Linked DNA regions of Homo sapiens: region 1 is linked to region 2. Evidence: chromatin contacts called from ENCODE Hi-C or POLR2A ChIA-PET data. All regions are on one chromosome and are shown on one strand. The core of a region is the stretch at or near the end of the contact, and the rest is flanking DNA. Distances in the headings are between cores, read along the strand shown. Region 1 has its middle 590 kb from the start of LINC02630. Region 2 holds the start of PCAT5 (prostate cancer associated transcript 5).

Region 1 (6,471 bases), core at 854-3,353, 710 kb after region 2:
GCAACTGTTTAACTCAGCCTTCCCATACGAAATAAGACACTGTGGAATATAGTAATATAGTTGGAAACTAAATTTCAGTCCCTTTACTCTCTTCCTAGTTGCATTACCAAAGAGCTTTCAGTCTATAGAGCCTTCATCTTTATAGAGGGGACCCTATTTCCTGTTCTATTGAGCCACAGGTCTTCTGTGGGGAAAAACATTACATATCAATGTACATTTAAAATCATGACAGTAATGTGATTTATTCAAATATTTAGATATATATTTGTATTGAAAGTTCTTTAAACAGTGGAATTGTATCTTCTACAGTCTTGCTCTCAATTTTTTCTTGGCAGGGCAAAGAGAATGAGGCCTTCCTTATCAAATGTGTGTGAGTGCTGCTTGCTGCCTGGTGGAGGATACTGAACATAGAAATGTCATAACTGAAGATTCCCGAGGGTGGCATTGGTATATAAACGGCAGTGGAGAAACTCTGCTTTTGGTGAAGCTACCAAATCTGTGTGTGTATATCTAGCAAAAATATACCACATTAAAGGATATCAAATTTACCATTTTAAGCATATAGTACAGTAGCATTAAGTACATTTGCACTATAATCCAACCATCACCGCCATTCATCTTCAGAATTTTTTTCTTCCCAAACTGAAGCTCTGTACACATTAAACAATAACTCCCTATTTCCCCTTCCCTCCAGAGGGCTGTACATTTGGAAAACTGTTATGATTCAGTTTTCCAACCTCCATTCTACTTTTTGTCTCTAGAAATATGATTATGCTAGGCATAATACTTCCCATAAACGGACTCATACAACCTATTTCCTTTTGTGTTTGGCTTGTGTCACTTAGCATGTTGTTTTCAAGGTTCTTTCATGTAGCATGTTTCAGAATTCCTCCTCTTTTAAGGCTGAATAATATTTCAATATGCCTATTTACCATATATTGTTTATCCGTGCATCTATCAATGAGTATTTGGATTGTTTTGGGTATTATTAAGTAATGCTGCTATTAACATGGGTATACAGATATCTGCCCAAGTCTCTGCTTTCAATTCTTTGAGGCACGTGCTCAGCAGTGGCATTTCCAAGTCACGTGATAATTCTATATTTAGTGTTTTGAGGGATAGCCTTACTGTTTTCCACAGCAGCTGCACCATTTTACACTCCACCACCTATGTAGAGGATTCACATTTCTCCAATCTGCACCAATATTTATTTTCTGTTTTTTCGTTTGTTTGGTTGTTAGTTTTTTAATCACAGCCATGCTAATGGGTGTGAAGCGGTATCTCATTGTCATTCTGACTTGCATTTCCCTAAGACCAATTTGTTTCCGAACCAGGACAATTTTCAGCTCCCACCCTACCACTACTTTCCCCACTCCTGCACCCTCATTTCCTTGCTTTTTTTTTTTTTTTTTTTTTTGAGATGGATTCTCACTCTGTCGCCAAGGCTGGAGTCCAGTGGTGCGATTTCAACTCACTGCAACCTCCACCTCCTGGGTTCAAGCAATTCTTCTGTCTCCAAGCAATTCTCCTGTCTCAGGCTCCAGAGTAGCTAGGATTACAGGCGCACATCACCATGACTGTCTAATTTTTGTATTTTTAGTAGAGACAGGGTTTCACCATATGCCAGGCTGGTCTGTAACTCCTGACCCACCCGCCTCGGCCTCCCAAAGTGCTGAGATTATAGGCGTGAGCCACCGCGCCTGGCCTTCCTTCCTCTTTTAAATAAGTGGTAGCTGAAAGAGTCTAGACTCTTGAGTACATTTCCCGACTAGTCTCTGACTTTTTCACAAGAAAGTCATTGTATGGCCACTCAAAGAAAACATTTTGATTATTCATATAATTTCACAGTGCCTGTGATAGCTCTGCTCAGCCCCTTTTTCTGAGGTGTGACATGCCATCTGTCAAAGTGAGAACAGGAACCCTCCTTTCCTTCAAGCTGTTGTCCTGCACACAGAACAAGTGAAAGATACTGGAAAACCCTCTGTTGGATTCTAAAGTTCTTTTGACCTTAGCTTGAAAATAAAAAAGAATCAGGAAATATTTTCTTGCTGGGTTGGAGCCAATGACTCTTGGCCAGAAATAACTGTGTAGAGTTCCTCTCGGCTGGACCCATGAGGCCAGGCCTTCAGGGGAGGTCCTGGAGTAGGGGAGCATGGTGAGACCAGCGCCTCTCATCTGAGTGCATCCACTTGGAGGAGATCTAGGGGAGGCTAGCTCCTTGAACTGAATCCTGTTTAGAGGAGGGGACCCAACTTGGGGAGAATTTTCTCTCCAAGCCCAGTGGGCAAGGCCTAGGAGCCGTAGCCTTCCTATCAGTTTATCCGAAAACCCTGATAGAAGTCAGCACATTTTTAAAAACACTTAAGTCCATTGTTTCCTTTTTGAGGGAGAAAAAAGTGCTAAAGAATGTTAAGCTCTTCTAGCAGCACTCTTACTCATAGCCAGATTGAATTTCTTTTTCCTTCATGGATTCCCTGAGGCATCATTATAATGAAAAAGTAGGCATCAGAAAAACACTTACCGGGTTGTGTCTGGAGAAAAAGTCACTTTTGGGACAACCCGTGTAAAAAATCTCTACACATTTTATTCTAATTACAGGTCTGCAAACCATTCTCATCTCCAGTGGATATTAGTGAACTACTGCCCCCTTGAAGGTCATGACCTTGGGCAACAGTAAGGGTTTGCCATCAAAAACAAGACTAAAATAACACTGATGGCTGCTTTCAGGAGGTCTGAGATGAGAGCTAGAGTTCTCCTCCCTAGGGCCCCTACATGGATTTACTCATGAGTTTACACACTTGAACTTCTCTGCCGTTTATCCTTAGGTATTGCCAGCTTCTCCCTTTTTGGCCTAGTCATTCTTTGTGTTTCTCATTCATTCCAGACTGCTCCCTTTTTTCTTTCTTCCTGTCTCAGTCAGCACAGGAGATAAAGGTTAACAGCGTTTTGAGTGTGACCTGTGAGGGAAATTGCTATTGTTTAATTCCAGTTTCTTGCCATGGAGTTATTTACTTATCTTTCTATTAAATCCTCATAGCATGTTACTCCTTTTTCTTATGTTTTCACACAATGCCCTTTATTTCAACTGATTACTTGTTTTGATTTTCCTTAGCCTATCTTATTTTTGCATTTCCTAAGAGTCTTCCTGTGGCAGCACATTTCATAACCACTATTTGATTTGTAAATTTATCTTTGTGGACCATCTTCCACTCCCAGATGATTACATGAACAAGTAGCTTGGTTGTAGACTTGTTCTTTAGAATACAGTGCCTTAGATTAAGATGAGAACTGGGCCGGGTGTGGTGGCTCACGCCTGTAATCCCAGCACTTTGTGAGGCCAAGGCGGGTGGATCACGAGGTTAGGAGATCAAGACCATCCTGGCTAACATGGTGAAACCCTGTCTCTACTAAAAATACAAAACATTAGCCGGGCATGGTGGCGGGTGCCAGAAGTCCCAGCTACTCAGGAGGCTGAGGCAGGAGAATGGCGTGAACCCGAGAGGCGGAGCTTGCAGTGAGCCGAGATCTCACCACTGCACTCCAGCCTGGGCGACAGAGCAAGACTCTGTCTCAAAAAAAAAAAAAAAAAAAATGAGAACTGAACTGAGATGAAGACTTCTTTAACATAGTGCCATCTGGGAAAGGACCAGCATCTATGGGAATCAACTTTGACAGATGCAATGAGGTTTTGGGGGACATCACTATGATTCATAATATGGTCATGTAATTGCTGGACAATGACATATTTTATTTTAGAACACTTTTAATTTTTCAATGAACTTCCTTTTAGATTTAGAGTTTGGTTTTTAGACCAACTCTGTGTGGTAGCTACAATAGGTCCAAACATTCTCATTTCCTAGATAAAGACACTGAATATAAAGATATAAGTGCACGTCCTCTATATGGGCACCTGTTATATTGTCTCACACATAGTTAAGGGTTTATTCATTTATCAACAAACATCTATTTAGTTTCTATTGCCATATCAGGTACATTGGTAGGTGTCGGCGATAAAAAGAACAATACAGACAACAATAAAAAAATCACCTAATCGAAAGTGATCGATCAGTCTATTAGGGAATTAATAACAATAATGGTATCGTAAGCATGTGTTTCAAACTCTTATTAATTTCATTGGTAGTGGAATAATGTGTCTGTTTAGCAAAATCCTACAGATTTTGTTATTAGGTAACAACTCATAGCAAAAACCCACATGGAAAGCTGAGAGAACAGTAGGCAGAATTATTTTATTTGCTCTGTATGACTTTCAAAGACCTATGAAACTGATTATTTAAACAAATTCTAAAAGAGCATGTTCTGAAAGCCTGAAATACTTGTTAGAATGAATTATTCTTTCTCCTTCTAATGGACAAAGCAGGCCCTAAACAGGAGAATGCTAGTATTCTTCTTTGCTCTACTGTCTCAGGTCCCTGGGGAGGGGAGTTCCCAGTTATACACAGCACTCCCTCCACACATGTAAGATGCATTTAGTTCTTATGTCAGAGCCCCCACTCTCCTACCTGCCATCTGGGCTGTCCTGTGTACTTACAGCCGTTTGTCACTCATCTCATATCTTTCCAATAGTGAATTTTTAAGTGGGGAATGGAGTCCAGGAAGAACACCATGAAGCTCAACAAGGGAGGAAGAGGGTCTGGATGATATCATCATTATGTCTCGATCTCCCTCAGTCTACCATACAACTCCTGCCGAGGCTTCTAGAATATTCTGTTACTTCAGCTTGTTAGCCCATGTGATACAGAGATATTGCTCACTGTCCAAATGGTCACCCATAATGGAAAGCTGAGCCATACAGAAGGGACATTGCCCACAGGGATAAAGAGGGTACATGCAGGAAAAATCATCCTTATTTTCACCACATTCCATGTTGCTCCATTTTGTTGGATTGGTTATTTTTCTTTTTCTCTGTGCTCCAAAAATTATCAGGCCTCTCATCGACCCAAAGTGGCCTAGATTTGTTCTTATTTCTTTGACTGAGTGTCTCACAAAGTGATCTGACCTTTTACAAAACCTTTTGTCACTTGTTTGAGAAAAATCAAGAGAGCTAGCTCCATCTCCTGATAAAATGCCATGCTACAATTATTTCATTGCCTGGGAAAGTGATTGAATCCCATAATAGAAGAAATAGCATCCACTTTTTAAAGAACTGGGCTGATGTTTTGAAAAGGTCAATTCTCTTCTGTGGAAAACTGCAAAAAATATCCAAATTCACATCTCACTTCACCTAGAGTCAGAACGTCTCTGCCATAAAAACCCAGACTGCAGAGCATCCAAGTCAAAGTGGGCTCAGGACCAGGAAAAATGTTACAGCTCTGCCATGAAGCCATGGTGAGCACGATTCCTGTGAGTCATTAAACCAAATAAATAATCATAATAGAACCTTCTGTAGCTGTTCTCTAGTAGAACTTGCTTTATTTTTCAGTCCACTTCTATATAAGTTTGTAACTTCTTTTCATATCTGTTGTTTGAGGTAGGTAGAATAGATATGGGGATAGTAAATTGCAAGTTTCCAGACAAGGAAACTGAGCTGATTTGCATAAAATTCAATGTTCAGCTCATAGCAGGACCAGGATCACTACTTTCTTTGCAGGCAGTGTGTGTGTGTGTGTGTGTGTGTGTGTGTGTTTTCCACTTAGACCAGTTGGAGCCAGAAGCTGACATATGCCAAACTGCTGTCCCTTTTGGTAACTATACGAAGTTGTCTTGGCTTTGTGTTCCAGAATCATTAACAAACACTTCTATGCTTTTCTACTTGAAACTATAATTGTCAGTAAATAATTCAAAATATATCCAAAATTAAGATAAATATACTGATTTTTGATATTTAATACTTACCCTCTCCAATTATACAATTAATGCATCAGGAGAAAGAATTGCCATGTCTGAACCCCTGAAGTCATATGATACACTTAGACATCACAGTGACCTTCCACTTTTGGAATGTATGACTGGTCCATAAATTTAATTTTGAAGGAACTCAACATAGGAAAATATGTTGCTTTGTAAATGCATTATCTCGCTGTTAAAATACATCAAATAGCTTTTCTGTCATTCAGGTTTGTATGTGACTTCCAATTTTTAAATTTTATTGTGATAATAATGAATTTGTAATATTTTATTCCTGATTGCAGGGGAAGCTTAGAAAGGATGCCATGTCTTTACTGATTGATTAAGGCTGGTTTAAAGAAATCAAATATGTACCAAAATGATGAAATTTTCTTCACCTAAAAAGTCATCACTTTCAAAGCAAATATCCAGCTTCTCCTTCCTCTGTCTAATTGCCAGCCGCTAACCCCCTCCCCCATATCTTATTTTCCTTGATAACAGAAAAAGAGTGGAACCTTTAAAGAGTGTTTTAAACTGTATAACTGGCAGTACCGCTGTGCACTTTGTGCGCTTGGGCTGCCTTCTGACCCTCCACAGCTGAAAAATTATTTCTCCCTCATACTCTAT
Region 2 (5,681 bases), core at 1,993-4,492:
GGTTTAGTTCCAGACCACTGCAATAAAACAAATATTGCAGCAAAGACAGTTACACAGATTTCTCAGTGCACATCAAAGTTATATTTTTACTACACTGGACTCTACAGCTGCAGTAGCATCATATGTAAAAACATGGACATAACTTAATTGAAAATACTTTATTGCTAAAAAAATGCCGCTAATCATCTGAGCCTTCAGCAAGTTGTAATCTTTTTGCTGGTAGAGCGTGTCACCTCACTGATGGCTACTGATTGATCAAGGTGGTGGTTGCTGAAGGTTGGGGTGGCTGTGAAAATTTCTTAGGGTAAAACAACAACGAAGTTTGCTGCATTGATGAACTCTTTCAGGAAAGATTCATCTGTAGCATGCAATGCTGTTGGATAGCATTTTCCCCACAGTAGAACTTTCAAAATTGGAGTTAAGCCTCTCAAATCCTGCTGTTGTTTTATTGACCAAGTTTATGGAATATTCTCAATAATTTGTTGTCATTTCCACTGTGTTCACAGCATCTCCACCAGGAATAAGTTCCATCTCAAGAAGCTACTTTCTTTGCTCAATTCAATTAGATTTTATCATGAAATTGAAGCAATTCAGTCACATCTTCAGGCTCCACTTCTCATTCTAGTTCTCTTACTATTTCCACCACATCTGCAGTGACTTCCTCCACTGAAGTCTTGAATCCCTCAGTCATCCATGAAGGTTGGAATCAACTTCTTCCAAATTCCTGTTAATGTTGATATTTTGACCTCCTCTCATGAGTTGTGAATGTTTTTAATGGCATTTAGAATGGTGAATCCTTCTCAGAAAGTTTTCAATTTACTTTGCCCAGATCCTCCAGAGGAATCACTGTCTATGGCAGTTATAGCCTTATGAAATGTGTTTCTTAAATAATAAGACTTGAGGGTTGAAATGACTCCTTGATCCATGGGCTGCAGCATGGATGCTGTGTTAGCAGGCACGAAAACAACATTCATCTCCTTGTACATCTCTTGAACTCTTGGGTGACCAGGTGCATTGTCAACATGCAGTAATATTTTGAACAGAATATATGTTTTTCTGAGCAAGTTTCAACAGTAGGCTTAAAATATTCAGTAAACCATACTGTAAACAGATGTGCTGTCATCTGGGCTTTGTTGTTCCATTTCTAGAGCACAGGCAGAGTAGATTTAGAATCATTCTTAAGGGCCCTAGGATTTCTGGAATGGTAAATGAGTATTGGCTTTAACTTAATGTCACCAGCTGCATTAACCCTTCACTTAACTTTGAGTCAGCCTGTCCTTTGAAGCTATGAAGTCTGTCATTGACTTCTCCCTTCTAGCTAAGAAAGATCTAGATGGTATGTTCTTGCAATAGAAAGCTGTTTTGTTTACACTGAAAATCTGTTGTTTAGTGTAGCCACCTACTTCAATGATCTTAGCTGGATCTTCTGGATAATTTGCTGCAGCTTCTCCATCAGCACTTGGTGCTTCGGAACCTTGCACTTTTATGCTGTGGAGACAACTTCTTTCTCTCAATCTTATGAGCAAATTTGGCTCCACATTTTTCTTCTGTAACTTTCTCACCTCTCTCAGCCTTCATAGAATTGATGAGAGTTAGGGTCTTGCTCTGGATTAGGCTTTGGCTTAAGGGAATGTCATGGCTGGTTTGATCTATCCAGACCACTCACACTTTCTCCCTATCAGCAGCAAGCCTGTTTCACTTTCTTATCATTCCTGTGTGCACTGGAGAAGCACTTTTAATTTCCTTCAAGAACTTTTCCTTTACATTCACAGCTTGGCTGGTGCAAGAGGCCTAGCTTTCAGCCTGTCTCAGCTTTCAACATGCCTTCCTCACTAAGCTTAATCATTTCTAGCTTTTGATTTCAAGTGAGAGATGTGTGACTCTTCCTTTCACTTGAACACTCAGAGGCCGTTGTAGAGTTATTAATTGGCCTAATTTCAATATTCTTGCATCTCACATAACAGGGAGGCCTGAGGAGAGGGAGAAATGGGGGAATGGCTGGTCGGTAAAACCAAAGACACGCATACAACCTTTACACATTAAGTTTGTTGCTTTACATAGGCAAAACAATTACAATAGTAATGCGCAATATCACTAACCATAGGTCACCATAATAGATATTATAATAATGAAAAAGTCTGAAATATTGTGAGAATTATCAAAATGTGACCCGCAGGCACTAAGTGAGCCACATGCTGTTGGAAAAATGGTGTCAAGATGCTTGCTTGATGCAGGGTTGCCCAAACCTTCAATTTGTAAAGAGTGCACCATCTGCAAAGAGCAATAAGCAAGGCACAATATAACGAGGCATGCCTGTAGCTGAGCAAACAATTGTTTTCTTGGAAGTGTATCTACTTCTAAAAGCTAAAGTATGGGCCCGGCGTGGTGGCTCATGCCTGTAATCCCAGCACTTTGGGAGGCTGAGGAGGGTGGATCACCTGAGGTCAGGAGTCCAAGACCAACCTGGCCAACATGGTGAAACCTCGTCTCTACTAAAAATACAAAAATTAGCTGGGTGTGGTGGCGTACGCCTGTAATCCCAGCTACTTGGGAGGCTGAGGCAGGAGAATCACTTGAACCTGAGAGGTGGAGGCTGCAGTGAGCTGAGATCATGCCACTGTACTCCAGCCTGGATGACAGAGTGAGACTCTGTCTCAAATAAAATAAAATAAAATAAAATAAAATAAAATAAAATAAAATAAAATAAATAAAATATGCACAACACAGAAGATATGCCCTTAGCTGACTTGGGAACTCTATGCAGCTCCGAAAGTGAAGTATAGTGTGCATGTAGTGCCACCCATTGTGATTTATGTTGGAAATAGAGGAGTAGGGAAATGCATTTGCTATGCCTCCCTAGAGGCTTCAGAGTCATTCTGTGGGTGGAGGAGCAGCTTCTGGAGATAATAGAATTGTCCTCCAGCTGCTCACACTTCACACAGTCTGTGGCCAGATGTAAAAGCCTGGAGAACTTGTTTCCAGGATCAGAGACAAGGAGATGCAAGAGGCCCCTGTAAGCAGAGCAATGAACAATGGTATAACCCAGTTTGTGAAGGAAGATGCCTCTGAAGAAAGAGTGGAGGTCAACTTAAAAATCAGCAGAATGCAACGTACTCTCATTCCCCCACTGGTTACCTTCACTGTGGCCAGTGTATAAGCTGGGCTGTTTGTTCCTGGTAAATGTCCCTGATTCCGTCCTGAAGCTTTGGCCCAATCAGGAGCCCGAGCTGTGCGCTTCTTATCTCCTGAGGCTGCAGCAAGATCAGGGAAGCAAACCTTTGCAAATGAGACATGTACCGTGTAAAATGGAAATGCTTTCCTTGGCAGTGAGTTAAGCATTTTCACGATAACAATTTGGAATCCTAGAAAAATAACTGGATTTTGAAATGGAAAATGAGCTCTGCACTTTGCTACTTTTGTGACCCCACATCCTCATCTCCAAATGCGGATGTTACAGTAAGTTGCCGGAGTTCGCAGCTGCCTGGCCAGGGCTGTCTTCCTGTCTGTGGTTGCCACAGTGCACTGAACATTGGCCTCTCGTTTTAAAACAGTTCTTTCTGTCCTAAGGCCAATTATAGTACTATGTTTAACCTAAACATTAGGATTTATATCATAGTATGACAGCTGTGGTCAACATTCTTTATTTCAACAACTTCTCGATTTCATTAACTTTATTTCTTTCAACAACTTTCCATTTAGCTATGTTGTTGGAAAAATGTATGGAATACCTATGGAAGTTATAGGACAAGAAATGTGTACTTGGAAAGATAATTTTTGTCTCCTAAGAGACTCCCCCCAGTGTGGAGGGTTGTGTGGTATACCTTATTTAGCTGTGTGAGGTTGGTGTTTTTGAAGGGCTCTCAATAAATGTCATTCTCAACTTTGCTGGGGATATAAAGAATTTGAAAATTTAAACTAAGAGAGACAGATAGGGTTAAAATATCAAGTTAAAAAGAGCAAAGTTGGAGAATGTGGCTTTAGGGCTGACAGCCAAGTGTGCTTGTGAATACCGAGCCTAGAGGCAGGTCCCCCTCCACTCCCAGGCAGCGCAGCACTGGCCTTCCCCACCAAGCTTAATCATTTCTAGCTTTTGATTTAAAGTGAGACAAGTGCAACTCTTCCTTTTACTTGAACACTTAGAGGCCAATATAAGGTTCTTCATTGGCCCAATTTCAATATTGTTTTGTCTCAGGGATCAGGGAGGCCATGCGGGAGGGTGGGTGTGCTGGTTTGCTACAGGTCCATAATCAAGTACCACAAATTAGATGGCTTGAAGCAATAGGAATTTGTTATCTCATAGTTCTGGAGGCTAGAAGTATAAGATCAAGGTGTTGGTAGGGTCTTCCTCCCTCCAAAACCCATAAGAGGGAGTCCTTCCTTCCTTATCTCTTCCTAGGTTTTGGTGGAGCTGTCAATCCTTGGCTTGTGGCTGCATCACTTAGATCTCCACTTCAGCTCTTTCATGGCCTTCTCTCTGTTTATCTTGGTCTGTGTCCAATTTCTTTTTTCTTCTTCTCCTTCTCCTTCTTCTTTTTTGAGATGGAGTCTTGCTCTGTTGCCCAGGCTGGAGTGTAGTGGTATGATCTCGGCTCACTGCAACTTCTACCTCCTAGGTTCAAGTGATTCTCCTGCCTCAGCCTCCTGAGTAGCTGGGATTACAGGCATGCATCACCATGCCTGGTTAATTTTTCTATTTTTAGTAGCGATGGGGTTTCACCACGTTGGCCATGCTGGTCTCGAACTCCTGACCTCCAGTGATCCGTCCACCTCAGCATCTCAAAGTGCTGGGATTACAGGTGTGAGCCACCATGGCTGGCCAAATTTTCTTCTTATAACAACACCATTCATGTTGGATTTAGAGCCCGCACTTATGACTTCATCTTAACAATTTCATCTACAAAGACTCCATTTACAAATAAGGTCACATTTTGAGGTCCTGGTGTGTCTGGAGTTTGTTCCTTCTGGTGGGTTCGTGGTCTCACTTCAGGAATGAAGCCACGGACCTTCGCAGTGAGTGTTACAGCTCTTAAAGGTGATGTGGACCCAAAGAGTGAGCAACAAAGAGATTTATTGTGGAGAGCAAAAGAACAAAGATTCCACAGCATGGAAGGGGACCCAAGCTGGTTACCACTGCTGGCTGCGGTGACAAGCTTTTATTCCCTTATTTGTCCCCATGCACGTCCTGCTGATTGGTCCATTTTACACAGTGCTGCTGATCGGTCCATTTTACAGAGCACTGATTGGTCCATTTTACAAACGTCTAGCTAGCCACAGAATGCTGATTGGTGCATTTTACAATCCTAACTACAGAGTACTGATGCATTTTACAATCCTCTTGTAAGACAGAAAAGTTCTCCAAGTCCCCACTTGACCCAGGAAGTCCAGCTGGCTTCACTTCTCACTGGGGTTTGGACTTCAATATGTCTTTTAGGTGGAGGGCTGGGACACAATTCATCCCACAACCGTGAGACTTAGTGCAACTCACAGCACTGGTCACAGAGAACACTGGCTCTCTGAGCACAGGTTTTTCCCTAAGACAAAGAGCCATGCATATGGAGTCATTTACTTCAAAGATCGGAGGAGAACTCAATGAAATTGAGAAAAAAGAACAATACAAGTGAGGAACAAAATGAAACAGATGAAGAAAATTGATGGATTCCTAGCTTGACTATGAAAAGAAA

Evidence for each region. A loop is a pair of places that touch in the nucleus more often than their neighbours do. ChIA-PET counts read pairs that join two places held with the same protein, here RNA polymerase II (POLR2A). Pooled maps may share reads with other maps.
Region 1: a loop to region 2 is called in a map of heart right ventricle, with 2.5 times the contacts of the local background. The contact joins the enhancer-like site here to the promoter of PCAT5 in region 2. A Hi-C loop is called at or near these places in 3 of 168 maps with a recorded cell type or tissue (PC-3, heart right ventricle and mammary epithelial cell) and 2 of 50 pooled maps. POLR2A ChIA-PET finds 5 or more read pairs at or near these places in 1 of 52 experiments (endothelial cell of umbilical vein).

What each region holds. Positions count from the first base shown.
Region 1 is chr10:36,487,704-36,494,174 of GRCh38, forward strand. No RefSeq gene overlaps it. Among named protein-coding and RNA genes, the nearest start is that of LINC02630, 590 kb to the left of the region's middle. RefSeq lists an enhancer at 6,172-6,471. Within about 2 kb of position 2,104, at least 7 of the 41 ENCODE cell types and tissues checked have a DNase peak (open chromatin) inside an H3K27ac peak, as active enhancers do; they include PC-3, endothelial cell of umbilical vein and heart right ventricle, where a contact is called at or near this core.
Region 2 is chr10:35,775,060-35,780,740 of GRCh38, forward strand. It overlaps PCAT5 (prostate cancer associated transcript 5), which reads left to right and starts at 3,243. Exons shown (of 3, transcript NR_110138.1): 1 at 3,243-3,456.